Regions from separate parts of the Homo sapiens genome. Here region 2 is linked to region 1. The links are chromatin contacts, found by Hi-C or POLR2A ChIA-PET in ENCODE. All regions are on one chromosome and are shown on one strand. Each heading gives the region's core, a stretch centred on a gene start or an enhancer-like site at or near the end of the contact. The rest is flanking DNA. Distances are from core to core; before and after follow the strand shown.

Evidence for each region. Hi-C counts contacts between places; a loop is a spot of excess contacts on that map. ChIA-PET counts read pairs that join two places held with the same protein, here RNA polymerase II (POLR2A). Pooled maps may share reads with other maps.
Region 2: a loop to region 1 is called in a pooled map, with 7 times the contacts of the local background. The contact joins two enhancer-like sites. A Hi-C loop is called at or near these places in 2 of 37 single-sample maps with no recorded cell type and 8 of 50 pooled maps. POLR2A ChIA-PET finds 5 or more read pairs at or near these places in 5 of 52 experiments (B cell, CD4-positive, alpha-beta memory T cell, activated B cell and 2 more).

The regions. Positions count from the first base shown.
Region 1 is chr14:89,430,020-89,433,578 of GRCh38, reverse strand. It overlaps LOC107984635 (a long non-coding RNA gene), which reads right to left. Exons shown (of 2, transcript XR_001751025.2): 2 at 2,507-3,559. It also overlaps a transcript of FOXN3 not described here. Among named protein-coding and RNA genes, the nearest start is that of FOXN3-AS1, 14 kb to the right of the region's middle. RefSeq lists an enhancer at 913-1,466. Within about 2 kb of position 1,984, at least 2 of the 41 ENCODE cell types and tissues checked have a DNase peak (open chromatin) inside an H3K27ac peak, as active enhancers do; they include B cell, where a contact is called at or near this core.
Region 2 is chr14:89,587,412-89,590,970 of GRCh38, reverse strand. It overlaps a transcript of FOXN3 not described here. Among named protein-coding and RNA genes, the nearest start is that of FOXN3-AS2, 13 kb to the right of the region's middle. Within about 2 kb of position 1,535, at least 6 of the 41 ENCODE cell types and tissues checked have a DNase peak (open chromatin) inside an H3K27ac peak, as active enhancers do; they include B cell, where a contact is called at or near this core.

The DNA.
Region 1 (3,559 bases), core at 735-3,234:
CCTGCCTTAACCTCCTGAAGTGCTCGGATTATAGGCGTGAGCCACCGCACCCAGCCTAATTTTTGTATTATGTATTTATTTGTTTGTTTGTTTGTTTGAGATGGAGTCTCGCTTAGTCGCCCAGGCTGGAGTGCAGTGGCACGATCTCGGCTAACTGCAACCTCAGCCTCCTGAGTTCAAGCGATTCTTCTGCCTCAGTCTACCGAGTAGCTGGGACTACAAGCCCGCACCACCACGCCCAACTAATTTTTGTATTTTTAGTAGAGATGGGGTTTCACCAGATTGGCCAGGTTGGTCTTGAACTCCTGACGTTGTGATCTGCCCACCTTGGCCTCCCAAAGTGCTGGGATTACAGGTGTGAGCCACCGTGCCCAGCAATTTTTGTATTTTTAGTAGAGACAGGGTTTCGCCATGTTGGCCAGGCTGGTCTCAAACTCCTGACCTCAGGTGACTCACCCCGCCTCGGCCTCCCAAAGGATTACAGGTGTGAGCCACTGTGCCCAGCCAAATGTGTCTGTTTCTATGTGAGCATTTGTAGGTAATGGTGAGGGTAGAAAGGGTGACTATGATTAGTAGCCCTTGAAAAATGCTATGCAGGCCAGGTGCTCGTTGGCTCACGCCTGTAATCCCAGGAGTTTGGGAGGTCAAGGCAGGAGAATCGCTTGAGCCCAGGAGTTTGAGACCGACCTGGGCAATATAGTGAGACCCCTCTGCCCCATCTCTAAATAAAGAAAAAGAAAATGAAGAATGCTATGCAAAACTCAAACCAAACCAATGCCACAAAACAAAACAAAAACTCCCTCCCAAAAACCCCAAAACTGTGAAGAAGAAGCCTAAGAGGTAGAGATGACCAGCAGAAAGTTACATTCTGTGATCTTGGAAATGAGATCTTGGAGAATAGCAATAGACAGGTGAGAGCAGTGGTCAAGGCGGTGGGGCTGTGCAGGCCAGAGGGACATGGGGATCTTTAAGTTTGCATTTCACTTCTGGCAAATGAGTGAGCTTCTTGAAGCCTTGGTGTCCTCATCTGTAAATGAGGATGACAGCACCTATCCTGTAAGGGTGGTGGAAAGATGGAATAAATAATGCAGGTAAAGCTCTTGGCACGGTGCCTGGCCTGCAGGAAGCTTTTGTTGTTATGCATGTTTTATAATCCTTTGGATCGCAGTCATTGGGTACTTGGTGTTCATTGTTTTGACTCCTGTTGTTCAAGCGCCTTGAATGTCCTCAAGGCAAAATTGACATCACCTTTGGTCCTTCCTAGGAAAATTAGGAGCAGGGTGGTGTTAGGGCCGTCACTGGACATTCCAGGTCTCCCACCCATAAATGGAGAGGTGGAGTCTGCCTGCAAGACACATTGCTAGGAAAAGATGGGACATTTGGCTTAGTTTCAAACCAATATTTCCTTTATACCCTTCCACAGAGAGGTGACAGGGATCCAGTTAGTGGCGAGTTGTGGAGCAGCAGAGACTGCAATGCGATGTTCTTTATGATTTTCCTATTTCTTTGGTTGGAATTGGGTTTTTACATCACATATTGTTTGATTATAAAAAAGCAACAACACAGCCGGGCGTGGTGGCTCACGCCTGTAATCCCAGCACTTTGGGAGGCCGAGGCAGGCGGATCACCTGAGGTCAGGAGTTTGAGACCAGCCTGACCAACATGGTGAAACCCCGTCTGTACTAAAAATACAAAAATTAGCTGGACGTGGTGGCGGGCGCCTGTAATCCAAGCTACTCGGGAGGCTGAGGCAGGAGAATTGCTTGAACCCAGGAGGTGGAGGTTGCAGTGAGCCAAGATTGTGCCATTGCACTCCAGCCTGGGCAACAGGAGTGAAATTCTTTCTCAAAACAACAACCACAGCACTATGCTTGTGTTGGGGCAGTGGATAATGAGAAATCTCTGTACCTCCCACTCAAGTTTGCTGTGAACCTTAAACTGCTCTAAAAAAATAAAACATATCGAAACAAAATAAAAAAACAAAAACAAACAGCTGCAAGAACTCTTGCACAGAGGGTCAAAAGAATGGCTTTTGACTAGCTACAGAAACATGGATAAAAAACATGCTGGCCAGGCGCAGTGGCCCATGCCTGTAATCCCAGCACTTTGGGAGGCCGAGGCGGGTGGATCACCTGAGGTCAGGAGTTCAAGACCGGCCTGGCCAACATGGTGAAACCCTGTCTCTACCAAAAATACAAAAATTAGCCGGGTGTGGTGGTGGGCGCCTGTCATCCCAGTTACTTGGGAGGCTAAGGCAGGAGAATCACTTGAACCCGGTTCAAGTGAAGCTGAAGAAGTTGCAGTGAGCTGAAATCACAACACTGCACTCCATCCAGCCTGGGAGAGAGAGAGAGACTCTGTCTCAAAGAAACAAGCAAACAAAAAAAAATGTGCTAAACACGTAGAGACCAACCACATTGCTGTCAGTAGGTAGTGAAGCACTTTCCTATAAATATTTCAGGACTCTTCTTTCTCTACTTAAAAAAGAAAGATTGCTTTGCATTTCAGACAACGGAAATGACTGGACAAGCCTTTAGGTCATGTGCAAGAAACTGAGAAAACCATTTTCCTTAAATGGAGATGGAGTTTGGCACAGTCTGAGGTTCAAGTTAGAGCCTGGGTCTTAATTTGCCTGCAACGCATGATTTATCATGCCTTTAGCAAGATCCCCGGCCCAAGACCATTCATTTCACCCCTACAATCTCAAGGTGTGTGCAGGGCACAATTCAGCTTTAAACTTTTCTGCTTTTACTTTTGGTTAGGCAGAACCTCCGTCTGGTGGTATTTGAATATGAGTGTTTTCTGTGGCCCTTTTCAAAGTATTCAAAGTGGTTTAAAAATACATAATGTTCAGAGATCTAAGAGCTAACGGAAGTACTTATTTGGGCCTTTTAAAAATAAAAAAATCAATTAAACAGATTTGAGACTCTTAACTCTCGCGATGTCTTCAAAATAGATACTAAGATTAAAGAAAAAAGAAGGCTTGAAAATCATAGGACTACTTATCCACCCAGTCATAATGCTTTTAGTAGTGACAGTAGTAGCAAATAGCACAGTTTATAAAAACAGAAGAGCTAAAATTCTTTATTTAATATTAAACAGGAAACCGAAAGTAGTCTGCAGCAATGTGGTGGGTTTTCAGCAACCTGCTGCTGTGTTTATCTGTGCTGAAAAAGCCTAAATGAAACATTTCTTCTTTGATTGCCTTAAGATTGTAAGTTTGAAGGAAAATCCTTCAAACTGGAATCATGACCACTGGAAGCAGGTTCTGTATGGTAAGGTTTTGAAGCAACCTGTTTCCACCAGAACCAAAGGAAATTTGGAAGCAAATCAAAAACCTCTCAAAGAGTGGAAAAAGCTTTGTACTTTTATTTTGCCTTTGTGCATTGTTGTCATTTATCCAACATGTGCATATGAATATTCTTTCTGAAGACCTGGGCTTCATTTTAAGGTCAGCCTTCAATTTCTAGAGAATATAATTTGCTGCTATTTTTAGAGCATCATGATTGCTTGTAATAACTAATGGAAAAAAACTCAGAGAAATAAATGTGTAACAGCT
Region 2 (3,559 bases), core at 286-2,785, 160 kb before region 1:
AGCGGTGATTGGACAAGGAGAGAATGACCCCAGCAAGGCCTGACCGTTCAGATTCTTCCTGGCCTCTCTGAGTGGCATTCTTTCACTCCAGGTAGGGGGTAGACCTCCCCTGGAATGAGGGTCTTATGACCTACTATCAGACAAGGTAAATCAGAGAATTTCTTGCACAGAAAGGTGGGGATGGAGGGGAAGGTTAGAGATGTATTTCTAGGTTTTACGGCTGACTCTCGGGGAGAGGGGTTCTGGTTTCTATGTCCTTCTTTGGGGAAGAGGAATTCTAGTTTCTATGGCTTGCCTCGAGGGCAAATGAGGGGGTGAGAGACAGGAGAGCAGGAGAAAGTCAGAGAGGGACTTTGCTTCTGGGGCTACTTCTGAAGCATCCACTTTGTTGTATTGTTTCCTGAGCCCCAACTAGTCTAACTAAATTCCCACACGTCATCCCCACTTTCTCCGTATCTGATGCCTCTGATTCCTGAGCCTTCTTAGGATTCAGTGGGGTGAATGCATTTGATTCTGCTCCGTTCTCCCCTCTGCCGGAATTTTTGAGTGTCAGCTTTCCTCCTTCTGCCTGAGTTCATCTGTCACTCTTCCATATACCCTCAGTCTTCCAGAAATTACTCCATCTTTCTCATCTGCTGGGTCTCCTCTCCCTTTCTCATTGTCCCTGTGGGTTAACGTTAACTCTCCCAGGGCCAAAAGGATGACTTGCACGTCTTCAGTTTGCTTACAGGGCAAACATGAAGGCTTAAGAATCATTCATTGATTGGTTTGCCCATCTCCATAATCATTGAAATACTCTGCCCTTTTTCCATTTTTGAGCTTAAAAAAAAAATGTTCTCTATTGTGTGTCATTGGCAGGTGGGTAGATTCAAATGGTAACATCGACTTGGTGCCATATCCAACTCTTAGTAGGTTCCTTCTCCTTTCGGCTGCTTAGATGCCCAGGAAACCTGGGGCCTGCCCGGCATCAGTCCCTCCCCTGTGCCAAGCACTGCTGCCCTCTTTGGCCAAGCTGCCTTGTTTCCAAACTGTTCAGAAAGGAGGAGTCAGGAGGGGAAGTTGGGACAGCTCTGAGGTGCCTGAAGGGGCTGAGTTTCTCTTCCTCTCCTAAGCAGAAACAGGGTGCTCTTAAAATAGCCTTTGGAGCTTTGTGATGTGAATACAACCACACAGCCCTTCTCAGAATTTGCTTATTATGGAAAATAAAAATCACTAGGAATAGGCACCCCCCGCCCCCCCGCCCCCAATTCATTCTCATGGCTGATTTTAAGAAGCTGCATCTTGACTGTTGCTAGGTGGTTTCAGGGTAGAAAGCATCCAACTTCCAGTCCTGGGCTGCCTTCACAGCATTTCAGATTCATGCTGCATGGTGCGGCCGCAACTGTTCGCCTATAGACCTCGGCTGGGTGTGCTTTTTCTTCTTCTTCCCCTTATGCAGTCGAAGCAGGGAATAGGAAATGTTTCTGAGGCCTGGCATGGGCTGTGGGATTCTCAAATTGTGAGGACTACCACGACCAGGCTCAAGGAACTGGTGGTGCCTTCTGCCATCTTGAGATTTTTCAAAATGAGACTGATTTGACTTTTATCAATGATTTGATTTTGTGGAAGTTATTAAAGGTTCTGACAAGTTTATTGTGTTTTTAAGTGACTCACACCTGTAGGTAAATCTGAAATGCTTTTGTAAGTCTGGGTAGTGGTCTGGAGAGAAGGGTGTGTCTTTTCTAGATATTAGGAAAACACATCATCTCATACAAGGGCAAGAGTGTTTTGGTCTCATGATCTGGGAGTGCACATGGTAAACAGCTGTGCTGGTTAATTATTATCAGAAAAAAAAATGACTGCAGTTCAAATATTTAATTTTTTTTTGGTAGATGTTTCCCGACCTTGACTTGGTTTATAGTTAATAATACCATACAGCAAGTCACTAGATTTGTGGCATATGTTTTGCAACTAGTTAATCTTTGAGGGCACACTAAGAAGTTGCATGGTGAGAAGCTAGACATTGTACACCCTTTAAAAGATGTGTGTTTGATTAGGTTTCACAAAATTCCAGGCTAGAAGTATTTCAGTCATGGGAACTAGATGGCCCAGTTGTCTGGGTATTAAAGTGTCCCAAAATCATTGTTTTTCAGAGGAGCGTTGGCTTTGCCCCTGGGTATCTAACGCCTTGGGTTTCCATCTTTGCCAAATCCTTCTTCATGAAGACAGCAGCCCTACCCCTGCTATGTCTTAAATCACATATCTTCATACTTAACTAGCTATATAGGAGAGCTACCATCCAGGTACTGACCAGGAGTTTAACCACAAATATACTGCTACCCAACACCTTTCCAGTATTTGGTTGGGCATGGTGATATCTGTGGAGGATTGCTGGTTGTCTGACCTGTTCCTGAATTTAACCTGGCCATTAGTGAGCTCTCTACGTAACATGATGTTAGCCTAGAGCACTCCCTGAATTGTCCTTTATCTTGGTGCTATCGGGCGGTGTTGATGGTTGTTAAGTTGCTGGATGCTGAAACAGAAAAGCTGACAAACACCCATTGCTGAATTTTTACTTTACCCAAGTCACGATTCCTGGGCTTTTTTTGTCCTATATTAGGTGATTCTTGCATTGCTATAAATACCTGAGACCGGGTAATTTATAAGAAAAGAAGTTTAATTGGCTCACGGTTCTGTAGGCTGTACAGGAAGCATGATGCTGGCGTCTGCTTGGTTTCTGGGGAGGCTTCAGGAAATGTACAGTCATGGCAGAAGGCAAAGGGGGAGCAGGCATGTCACATGGCCTGAGCAGGAGCAAGAGAGAGAGGGAGGAGGTGCCACACACTTACAAATGACCAGGTCTTGCGAGAAGTCACTATTGTGAAGATTGCACCAAGAGGATGGTGCTAAACCTTTCATGAGAAATCCATCCCCATGATCCAGTCACCTCCCACCAGGCTCCATCTCCAACACTGGGGATTACAATTTGACATGAGATTTAGAGGGGACACAGATCCAAACTATATCAGATGCTAAAACAAAAAAGCCCCCATATGCCCATTGCTCTATCTGTTAATTTACCCAAAATTATGATTCCTGGGCTTTTTTTTTTTTTTTTTTTTTTCTGAGACAGAGTCTTACTCTTTCACCCAGGCTGGAGTGCAGTGGTGTGGTCTCAGCTCACTGCAACCTCTGCCTACCAGGTTCAAGCAGTTTTCCTGCCTCAGCCTCCTGAAAGCTGGGATTACAGGCACATGCCACCACACCTGGCTAATTTTTGTATTTTAGTAGAGACGAGGTTTCCCCATATCGTCCAGGCTGGTCTCAAACTGCTGACCTCAAGTGATCTGCCCGCCTCTGCCTCCCAAAGTGCTTGGATTACAGGCATGAGCCACTGTGCCCGGCCTGATGCCTGAGCTTTTTTCCCCGGAGATAAATGTTGCTTCTCCCACACAGTGGTTTAAATTTTTTTTCAATTTCGTTGCCTTTACATGAGGCATACACCCTCTAGATGACCCCAGTCCTTATCGTTCTCTATCATCTGACACTGGCTTCGCTCAGTTTCTTTGTCTGCCTGGCT